Regions from separate parts of the Homo sapiens genome. Here region 1 is linked to region 2. The links are chromatin contacts, found by Hi-C or POLR2A ChIA-PET in ENCODE. All regions are on one chromosome and are shown on one strand. The core of a region is the stretch at or near the end of the contact, and the rest is flanking DNA. Distances in the headings are between cores, read along the strand shown.

Evidence for each region. Hi-C counts contacts between places; a loop is a spot of excess contacts on that map. ChIA-PET counts read pairs that join two places held with the same protein, here RNA polymerase II (POLR2A). Pooled maps may share reads with other maps.
Region 1: a pooled map shows a loop between it and region 2 (5-fold over the local background). The contact joins two enhancer-like sites. A Hi-C loop is called at or near these places in 1 of 37 single-sample maps with no recorded cell type and 10 of 50 pooled maps. POLR2A ChIA-PET finds 5 or more read pairs at or near these places in 1 of 52 experiments (WTC11).

Annotation. Positions count from the first base shown.
Region 1 is chr11:35,269,805-35,275,545 of GRCh38, forward strand. All of the region lies in intron 9 of SLC1A2 (solute carrier family 1 member 2), which reads right to left. Among named protein-coding and RNA genes, the nearest start is that of SLC1A2-AS1, 9.1 kb to the right of the region's middle. RefSeq lists an enhancer at 2,942-2,991. Within about 2 kb of position 2,812, at least 5 of the 41 ENCODE cell types and tissues checked have a DNase peak (open chromatin) inside an H3K27ac peak, as active enhancers do.
Region 2 is chr11:35,073,993-35,079,882 of GRCh38, forward strand. No RefSeq gene overlaps it. Among named protein-coding and RNA genes, the nearest start is that of CD44-DT, 61 kb to the right of the region's middle. RefSeq lists an enhancer at 4,102-4,151. Within about 2 kb of position 3,844, at least 12 of the 41 ENCODE cell types and tissues checked have a DNase peak (open chromatin) inside an H3K27ac peak, as active enhancers do.

The sequences.
Region 1 (5,741 bases), core at 1,562-4,061, 190 kb after region 2:
GTTGTATAGAATAAAAGCAGACTGGCCGGATGCAGTGGCTCACGCCTGCAATCCCAGCACTTTGGGAGGCTGAGGTGGGTGGATTACTTGAGGTCAGGAGTGCAAGACCACCCTGGTCTCTACTAAACCCAGTCTCTACTAAAAATACAAAAATTAGCCAGGCGTGGTGGTGCACGCCTGTAATCCCAGCTACTCGGGAGGCTGAGATAGGAGAATCGTTTGAGCCCGGTAGGCAGAGGCTGCAGTGAGTCAAGATTGTGCCATTGCACTCCAGCCTGGGCCATAGAGCAAGACTCTGTCTCAAAAATGAATGAAAGAATATTTTAAAATGAATTTTTAAAAAACAATAAAAGCAGATTGATGCTTTTATTCTTTTGATGCAAAATCAAGATGCAAAGGGCCCTGGACCTTGGGTGAGAACACTAACCCAGGGCTTCTGATTCCCATTTGAGCAAATAACTTTTCACCTGAGCAAGGGAATGAGGCTAATCCCAACCTCACAGGAGGTTGTACTAAGCGGAATAAGAGAAATACTAGACATCCTTTAAGTACTCATTGTAGGTTACAGGCATACATGAGCAAGAAAATGTTCCTTTTCTTACACCTGTTAATAGCTAAGTAGAAAGAAGAAAACATCAACTCTAATAGTTTGAGTTCTTTGTTAGTGAATTTATTTATTCAACAGATGTTTAATAAGCATCTTAGAGTGTGTAAGGGCACTATGCCAATTGCTTAGGCAGCAAAAATCCTTCTTAAACTCCCTTTTCCCCAAGAACCCACGTACTGTTTATTTGTCTACCTCCTCCACTAGAGTGAGATAAATGTTCAAAAAGAAATGAGTACAGAGTGCTACAGGGTCATGTAGGTAGAACACTATCACACTTGGGTCATAAGAAAAGCTTTAAGTAGAAGTGTCTTGAGTTGGGCCCTAAGGATAAGTCCAAGAAAATGAGATAGAGAGAGGAAAGAAATAATATGCATGAAATCTAAGAGGTAGGAACACTTAGATGAATTCAGGATGGCTAACAAGTATAGTGAGAGACGCAGAAAGTAAGAATTAACCAAATCATGTATGGCCTTATCAGCCAAGTTCAGGAGTTAGTCTTTATCTCAAGTGTAATGAAGAGCCATTGAAAGAAAAGATCATGTTTGTTCCATTGTGAAGAACGAACTAAAAAATCATAAGCCTGAAAGAGTGAAATCCAGTTAGTGAGGATATGATGGGTTTGGAGAAAGATGGATTTGAGCAAGACTCAGGAGACAGAATTATAGGACTTGAAGACTGATTGGTTATAGGGAATAAAAAAGAGTCAAAGATTCCTCTCAGGTTTCTGGTTTGGGCAACCAGTAGACAATGTAACCATATGTAGGGAGCATGGTCAGTTGGAGCGGGAAAGATTCTGGCTTTGGTTTGGACACGTTGAGGGTGAAGCATGTGACTCAGTTATGAGCAGATGCCCCACAGATGGCTGGTAATATAGACTGATGGTCAGGAGACACATCTGTGATGCAGGTGATAATAGGACTCATCCCATAGAGAAGGCTGAGGATGCCACCGAGGTGCTTAATTAACCCTTGGAGAGAATGCAGAGTGTAAAAAGCAGACAGTCTAGGCTGGAACACTAAGGTCAACCAACTTTTAATGAATGGGCAAGATAAGAGCCTGCAAAAGTTAAAGGAAACTAGAAGAGTTTGTCATTTTGTAAGTAAATGGAAGTATGCTTCAAAATAAGGGTATGGCAAACAACCCTAATTATTATCTAGGGATCAGGTGAGATGAGGGTAAGACGTTTCTCTGGGAGGCTGAGGTGGGTGGATCATGAGGTCAGGTGTTTGAGATCAGCCTGGCCAGCACGGTGAAACCCCATCTCTACTAAAAATGCAAAAAATTAGCCGGGTGTGGTGTCGTGCACCTGTAATCCCAGCTGCTCTGGAGGCTGAGGTGGGAGAATCGCTTGGGCCTGAGAGACGAAGGTTGCAGTGAGCCATGATAGCGCCACTGCACTCCAGCCTGGGCAACAGAGCGAGACTCCATCTTAAAAAAGAAGATTCTTTTGGTTTTAACAACAAAGAGGTCACTATTGGCCTGGCAAGAGCAGTTTCAATACAGAGGTAGTGATAGAAGCCAGCTCACTATAGGTAAAAAATGGAAAGTGAAGTGAAGAAATGGAGACATTATGTATAATCAGCTTATTCAAGATGATTGATTGAGAAAGGAAGGAGAGGAAATGGCAGATGGAAATGGAAAGGAGATCAAATTTGTGTTTTGTTTTAAGAGGTAGAATATTTGAACATGTTTAAATCAAAATGAGAAGAGGTTGGTGGGGAAGAAGTAACTGAAGATACAGAGAAGAGGGAATAATTGATGAAGTTAGGTTCCTAGAGAGATCAGAGAGGATGGAAGTCCAGAGTGGAGATAAAGGCCATTTCCTTTGGTGGAGGGACTGTATTCCATCAATACAGAAGGGAAGGAGTAAAAGGTAAGATTATGAAAATAGGTTTCTAAGTGAGAAGGCAGGACGTTAAAGGGGATCTGTTAAACAGAAAGCTGTCAATTTGGATTAAACTAGAATACAGAGCCCTCTCATGCCAGGTTTCTCTGCCACAAGGCATTCTGGGAAGATTCCCAGGATGCCCAGCCAGGAGGTAGGTCATGGCTGCTCTGCATGGGTCTTCCTTTCTGAAAATGCTGCAAGGCAGAACACCCTTGAGGCTGCCAGGGGAATGTCTGACCAACTCTGGGGAAGTTTAACTGGGGCCCAAGGCAGGACATGGGAGTTTGTGGTTCATGTGTGGAAAGTTTCTTCACAGGCAGAGTTTCATTTTCTCTCACAATCATCCCTCACCACTCAGGAAACCCTGTCTTTCGCGTTGCCCTCAAGAGCTTTAAGGCTTGGTAAAAGACAACTTTTAGAGTGTGTGACACCATCTTTGGGTCTGGACGCTGTGTGTCAGGACTGCAAGAAGGGGATGAAGATGAAAGCAGATCTTGCATTTCATGGGTTTTCTACAGATGACACGGCTATGCTTTAGAGGTCACCAGGAACCAAAAATGAGAGAGGGGCTTGACCGAGTTACTTCACACTGAGTCACTGGGTCTGGTTCACTGAAAGAAAAACAAGTACCAAGGTACTCTCTCTCATCTTCATCTCTCAGTCTAAATCCTCCAACAGGGAAATGTGAAATCGTCTGGAACTCCTGGTTCACAGAGAAGAACAGGGCTGAGGGAGCTGTCACCCACAATTCATCTGGTGTCTTGCATTGGATTGAACCATATGAAATTGCCATTTATTTCCATATAAAAAGGTCAAATATTGGCAATTTCATATGGTTCAACTTAATATTGATAGAAACAAAACATAGCACCTGCCTCTCAGGATGCATGGTGCGAAGGGACTGTCTTTAGGGGCAGGGTGTGGAAGAGGGGTCACTTGAGGCCCCAAACCCGAGGAAGGCTGGCACAGCTCTGGGCATTCAAGGGCTAAAGTCACATGGGGTTAGGGAAGAAAAGGAGATCCACGTAAGCATTGGCTAAGAGCGTGAAGTCCGGATACCAGCCTGGATGACACTCCCAGCTCAAGCATTAAAGATTTCTTAGCCTGTCCTGCTCAGCTTTCTCATTCGTAACATATGGAGAGGGATACTCACCTGCAAGCATGTTGAGAAGATAATAACTGCTAACATGTATTGAGTGCTTGTCAACCAAGAGGTCCTCCACCAAGGCTGTTTTATATAAAAGGCTTATATGACCCAGAAGAAGCTTCTCATTATATTACCATTTTTAGTCCAGGTGAAAAGGGGATCAGAGCATTTTCTCTTTTATTCCTCCCTACACCTTATCCATTTCTTTTTGCACCTAGGAGGCTCCATTGGGATTTCTTGACCCCATTACTAGACTATAAGCTCCTTGAGGACTGAGACTATGTTTCATTTACTTATGGCACAGGCTGGGCAGGGGAGAATGGGGAGGCTGGTATGTGGAAGGGGCAGGACCAGGATGGATTGTGAATTTAAGACTTGAAAGCAGATTAGCTCTAGAGACACAATTGGTTTTTGTTTAGTAAAACATCTGGTTAGATATTTTCGTGGTAAAAAGTCAGGATGCAGGCCATGATCTAGCAGGATGAGGAGAGAGGCACAGAGAGCTCAGATTACTTTACAGATGAAAAGGAGAGGGGTGTCCAGAGAGCTGGGGAAATATTCAAAGATGGAGAACAAGGAGTCCCAAGGGGAAATTCCCAGGGGTGGGGAATACTAAAAGATTTTTTAGAAAAGGAGATGCCTAACATTACATTTTTATTTTATGTCTGTGCTACCTGAAATTATTAACAGTGAAATAACACTTGAGATTCAACAGTCGATGAAGGGGAGACGACTTCTTTTTCATTTTATTACTCTTTTGAACTTTGTCCTTCCCTTTGCTATGAACATGCATTTATTTTGTGATATATCAAAAAATGATTTTGCTGCGCAGAACTATAGCCCTGCCCCATCCCGCCTTGATCTGCAATTATGCTGCCTCAAGTCAGAGAAACTTTGGTGAGAGAGGAAAGGACTTAGTGGAAAAGGGGCCACATTCCATGGGGAGGTTGATGTAGACCGGAGATAAGATGTAAAAAAGAGAATTCAGTGGAAGTGGGAAATCAAAGCAAAAGACTAAGATAGACATAAGCCCCTAAAATCTTCAAAGAAAAGGTTAACGTAGGAATTAGTTTTGTTTTCCACCAGCCATGAGTGGAGGGTCAGTTAGTTAAGTTTGTGTGTGTGTGTGTGTGCATGTGCATGTGTGTGTCTCAAATTTTTAAAACAGCAGAACTCAGATGAGCATGCTTGGAACACCCAAGGATATCTAGATCATCTGGGTTTGAACCCCAATTCAGCCAGTTAATATCCACTAAATTGGGATAAGTTACTTCTCTCTGAACCTGTTTTCTCAACTGTAAAACAATGATAATACTATTAGTTGCTTCATAATCTGCTGTGACTTTCAAACGAGCCCATGTAAAGTGCTTAGAACAATATCTAACACTTAAGGAGCACTCACTAAGTATTAGCTATTTGCATCCTGTATCTTTTCAATCTATTTTTTTGAAAGGATGCATCAACTGTCAAGAGTTAACTCAAAAAAAAGTAGAGGTGCTCATATACCCACAATCAGAAACTCCTGTTTTCCTTCTCCGTCTCTAGTTCATTGCTTCTGGAAGGGAGAGTCCCTGGAGATTGCATCATCAGAATCACCTGGGAACTTGCTAGAAATGTCAATTCTCCAGCCCCACCTCAGATATATCTCTGGGAGATTTTGGTGCATGCTCGAGTTTGAGAATGAATGCTCTATTCTCTCCAGAGAGGAATGCTGTTGGGAGGAGCTTCAGAGCCCTCCTGGAGGGTGGAGGCTCTTTGAGGTCTTCCTTCTAAGTGCCGTCTCAACTATATTCCCCAATTAGCACATGTGAGCCCAGAAAAGATCTCACTAGCAGAGTCTTATGTGAGAATTAGGCCATAGGTCCACTCGGATTTCACTTTATTTTGATTTTCCTTTTCCTACCTGTAGCCAGACACAGTTATTTATTACCTCTTCCTGGTATTGGCTCCCATTTACCACTCCATCCTGCCTCCTTCAGAGACACTGGGGTGTCAGCAAGGTCTCTTATAAATATCTGCCAAGGGCTCCTGACGCAAAGGGCTTCCTGGACCCAGGGGAAGGTTCTGGTTTTAAACAGTCCCACCCATCCAGTGCTCTG
Region 2 (5,890 bases), core at 2,594-5,093:
GAGGAACTGTCAAACACTTATGAAATCATCAGATCTCGTGAGAACTCACTCACTATCATGAGAACAGCATGAGAGGGACCACCCCCATGACCCAATCACCTCCCACCAGATCTCTCCCTCAACACCTGGGGGATTACAATTCAAGATAAAATTTGGGTGGGGACACAAAGCCTAACTACATCAGAAATACCTAATATGGGCACATATTGGAATGGCAAAAATTTAAAAAGACTGACCATACCAAATGTTAATGAGGATGTAGGAGAGCTGGGATTCTCATATATGGAACTCTCAGATATGGCTGGAGGGAGTGTAAAGTAGTACAAACACTTTGGAAAACAGTTCAGCTGTGTCTTAGAAAGTTAAACACATAGCTAACATACGACCCAGTCATTCTATTCTTAGGTATTTACCTAAGATAAATGAAAGCATACAACCATATAAAGACTTATTTATGAATGTTCATAGCAGTTTTATTTCTAATAGCCCCAAACTGGAAACAACCCAAAAGCCCATCAGCAGATGAATGCACAAACTGTATTTAAAACAGTTATCAAACAAATTGGAATATTACTCATCAATAAAAAGGAATGAATGATTGATGCACACGTTAATATGGAGAAAATAGTTTTGCTGAATGAAAGAAGCCAGACAAGAAAGAGTACATAGTGTGGGATTCCAGTTATATAAAATTCTAGAAAATGTAAACTAATCTATAGTGACAGCAGATCAGTGGTTACATGGGGATGGGGTAGGGAACGGATGGGAAGACATGAGAGGGAGGGATTACTAAGGGGAATAAGGAAACTTTTAGGGTATATGGATATGTTCATTATCTTGAAGGTAGTGATTGTTTCATGGGTTTATACTTATGTCAGAATTTATCAGATTGTATGCTCTAAATATGTGCAGTCTATTGTATAATGATTATCCCAAATACACCTGTTAAAAAGTGTGTTAATAAAGTTTTGACCATTGATCACAATTATTACATAGCCATTTACCTCAATTCACCAGTATTTGCGGAGCACTGGTGTAATGCAATTAGCTATAATCAAACCACAAAATGGCAGTAATGTAAATATCTGATGGTTTTAGATTTTTTCCAAACTCATCATAATTAAATTGTAATAGTTGACTGGTTTGAAGGAGTTCAGATGACTCAAAACAGATTCTTCCTAGGAAGGTATAGAGAGTTTCAATTTACAGATATAATGGTTATTGAAAATCTGTTATAATGTAAGAAAATAAATTAAAAACATATTTTTTAAAATGAGGGAAGGACATCTCCAAAATTAAAAAATGAGCTCTCTGTATTTAAAATAGGATTTGGCTTACAAAGCCTTCAATTGCACTTAACTTTTGTGAGAAATATTTATCCCTTAAAAGGATGTGTAGTCAAAGTGGTCACACTGACCCAGAACAGTAGCCAATCAACATTATTTTTATAGATTTGTGTGGACTTGGTTTCAAAATTGTTGTTTTTTCCTAATTTAAAATTTTATTTTTGAAATTCATTCATTGGGTTCCAAAGTCCTGCCCTTGTGAATAAATGGATGTATTCATACACATATTTGGTTGTTTATAAAATCTGCTTTGCATTTTCACACCATTGCAATGTTGTTCTAAGGTCATAGAATTACTTTTAAGAACAACATTAATACAATTCATAATGTTGATTTTTCTTCATGCTAAAGTGCTTTACATGTATCCCTATAGCCGTGTACTAGCTGCCTTTGCCTGGTTACGGCAAAGTATATATATATATATATATATTTTTTTATTATACTTTAAGTTCTAGGGTACATGTGCACAACATGCAGGTTTGTTACATATGTATACATGTGCCATGTTGATGTGCTGCACCCATTAACTCATCATTTACATCAGGTATATCTCCTAATGCTATCCCTCCCCCCTCCCCCCACCCCACAACAGGCCCTGGTGTGTGATATTCTCCTTCCTGTGTCCAGGTGTTCTCATTGTTCAATTCCCATCTATGAGTGAGAACATGCATTGTTTGGTTTTTTGTCCTACTGCAAGGTATTTTTAATCATTTGAGAGAGAAGGGTTTTTCTTTAAATCCATAGCTATTATAAGGCAAACCATTCTCAGCACTGGTGGGTAGTTTCATGGACTTATTATGCAAAGGAAATCATATCAGCAGTGATGAGCAGTTGAAGATTTCTCAGGTAGAAGTACAAAGATGAGACAGAGTCAGTCCAAAGCATTGGCAACTAAGTCTCAAAGTAAGGTAGCATTTGTGGAAATAAAGGGGGTAGTGGATCCTAGCTATAGTGTGGAAACAAGTAGAAGTTGGCTTATTGAGTGTGCTCATCAGCAAGTCATGCAGGGACCTCAGAAGCTGGTAGAGGGAAGAGAAGAAAGCTTGGAACTGCCAAGCCCAAGATGAGGGTGCCAAGGCTGTAAAATAGGACTGGTCTCTGATGGAGTCATAGAGAGGCCATCAGCATCACATTAAGTAAACAATACGTGGCTCCTTGAGCTAATAGGCCAGCATCTATAACTAAGTGGAAACTTTTTGGCAAGAAAGGCAAGATCCCAGGCTCTTCTAGAACAGAGGTTAACAAACTTTGGCCTTTGGGCCAAACATAGCCCGTGACCTGTCACAGCTTTACTTGTTGATAAATAATGCTGTACAGAAGCACATGTCTGTTCACATGTTACAATGACAGAATTGAGGAGTTGTGACAGATACTGCAGGGTTTGCAAAGCCAAAAATATACTCTATCTAGCCCTTTGCAGAAAATGTTTGGCAACCTCTGTCCTAGAAGATGGTGAGGCTTGGAGGCAGTATTGTGTTTCCAAGTGATATGTTTATCATGGACTGAGGGAAACCACTGAAAAGAAGGAAATGGCAAGGTTTAGGCAGGATGTCAAGACCGTATCTGAATAGTCTAGAGTCCAAGACCCCAGGTGTAGGCAGAAACCAAAGCAAAAGATCTCTCCTATTGATTGGACAAACATGGGGAGGATTAAGGCAAGAATGAGGCTCATTAGGCTTGTGAAATCCAAGCGCACCTTATAATAGATATAGACAATTCCAAAGCAAGGACAGCAAGTCCAGTTTCAATGATTGGCTGATGGGTTTCAGCCAATGGTCAGTTTGAAATGCTCAGTGCTGAGTGGGGCTGGGAAGGCAGAGACTGCCCCGGGAGTAAGGAACTATTAAGTCCAAATAACCTGGATCTTTCTGCTAGACAATAAGAGGATGGCGCTATCCTCTCTACTTCCTGTTCAATATAGTAGCTCATCACACTCATCAACAAAAGGAATGCAATGGAAATTAAAATATCTCCCAGATATGGTTGTCAGATTTAGCAAATAAAAATACAGAACACCTAGTTAAATTTGAATTTCAGATACACAAAGAAAAAAATTTAATGTAAGTTTGTCTGAAATATTGCATTGGACATAATTATACTAAAATTATTTATTATTTGAAATTCTAATTTCAGTGAGAGTCCCGCATTTTGTCTGGCAACACAATTCCCCGGAAACTGGCCACCTTTGTGATAAATTATGATTAACAAAACAATGTTTTAACTTCTGGGGCAGTAAGAAATTTCTAGACCTCTGGTCCTTTTTGTTTCTCCCTCTGTCTACATACTTCCTTTCCCACCTCCTTTTATCTCCTCTCTATCACTTCCATTTCAAGGCTTGTCCAGGAGGGAGGACCAGTCACATCTGTCAATACTTCCAAGAATTATCATATGGCTTTAACTCTCATTGATTAAACCAGAGAAAGGCTGGAAACAGAGAAAGAAGAAGTCAACCTTCTTAAAGTGACTCACAGGAAGGAAACCTGGTGGACGGACAGTTTGACGATTGGTTTCTGACTCACTGGAGATTTCTTTGCTAGAGATATGCATCATTAATTTGGTATCAACAAACCATTGACATTTCCCGGGCAGTACACAGAATGCTGTCGTGGTAAAAACAGGTTTAGATTAACTGCTGGGCACTTCCTGGTTCCAAACATTAAATTAAAATGGAGATTTTTGGGTTTCATGGAAATCTCTGAGATAAAAAGCAGAAGACTCTGTGAGAACCACGCTCACAGTTTTCAGGCATCACCCCAGCACTATATTCTGTGAAGATGTTCTTGGGAAAGGTTCAAGAGAAGTCAAATCTGTGTAACTTGCTGTATGCTGTGGTCACAGTGGATAAACCTCACCTGCAGTGAAGAGGATGTGGGCAAAGATTATGCTCAGTGATGACTTTAGAAGCTTGGGCAATATGTAAAAAACACTTACAAAACATTAAACTGATGGGATTTTCATTATTCTTCCCTACCAATCATTCTCTAGTGACCTTTCCACCACTGTGACAGTATTGGAGGCACCCATGAGGATCTCCCTCTGAGAAAGAACTTGCTGTTCAGCTGCAAGGAGTGCAGTTAGTTTGCAGCCCCCAGCTGTTTGCACCTTAGCATTGTCTCATCTTTGAAGCTCAGGCCATCCTCTTCTTGGGCAGCCCCCAGAGAAGGGCTGAGCACAGAGGGGTTGCTATGGCTTGGCCATTTCTTTCAACATGGGGCTCCTCAAATGAGCAATATTTGTTTTCGAAATGCCCATGAAGTGAGCCAAAACTTTGTCAGGTCTGCACTGAGCTCTGAGGCTCATGCAGTCCAATCCTGTTTCCTCCCCATTTTGTCTTCATTTCCCAATGCAATTGATTCAATGATTGTGTCCCCTAAAATTCATATGTGGAAATCCTAACCTCCAAGGTGATGGTATGAGCAGGTGGGGACTTTGGGTGACAATTAGGTCATGAGTGTACAGCCCTCGTGAATGGGATCAGTGCCTTTATAAAAAAGAACCCCAGAGAGCTCTCTCACTCTTTCCACCATGGGAGGATACAATGAGAAGTTGGAATCTGCAACCCAGAAGAGGGCCCTGACCATAACCCAACCATGTTGGCACCCTGATCTTAGACTTCCACCTCCAGAACTGTGAAAAATAAACTTCTGTTGTTTCAGCCACCCAGTCTGTGATACTTTGTTACAGCAGCCAGAACTAACACACCCAAGAAACCTCTTGCTTTCCTAATTCTGCCTTCTTGGCCACTTCCCTGAGAGCACATCTGACACACTATCATGGCTTCAAGGAAGCAGGCAGAATGGGTGCCATTTTAACAAAAGAAAATAAATTTTATGGGGAAAGTTCTTACCAGAAAGGAAGGGGACAAAAGGTTAAGTTCAGTCCTTCCTGCCCAAGAGAGATTGTGAATGAGAAAGAAATAGAGGCAGAGTGTGACCTTCAAATATTAGGGTCTTGCCTCCACTCTTCCTTGGGGTCAAGCCTTGTTGGGGGCGGGCTATAGAAGCATTTAGAAAGGTATTAGGAACCTAAGAACATTGGGCAAGTGACATACTTTCCCACACATGGCCTGGAGGAGGCTGAAAGCACCTAGGAGAAGCCTCGTATTTGTCTTGGCACCATGTCTAACATGGCTTGAATGAGATAGTGCAGCATTAGCAGACAGAGGAACCTTCATAGACAGCAATGTGATGTTTCCCTATGTTTCTACAGGCCCCGGTAAAGGTCAGGGAAATTCAAGGGAGATTGCTGAAAATGTAGAGGCCTGAGGTTGGGAAGTGGAAGCCACTGAGATCAAGGACTTTGATTTCTAGGGACAATGACATTGTCAGTGTTCCACAGCTATGAATGCCATTGCATGCCAATGGAGGGCCTAAACCAGGATCACCTCAGGGGAACTAGCATAGGACCTGATTCCCACATGCATAGTCACATGGTAATGCCACTCCCACCAACCACAGAAACAGGTGCTAACGTTGGGGAACTTAAGGATGCTGGAAGAGACCAAGAGTCCCTGATTGTGTAAGTCTGGTCTTTTCCTCGTTTCT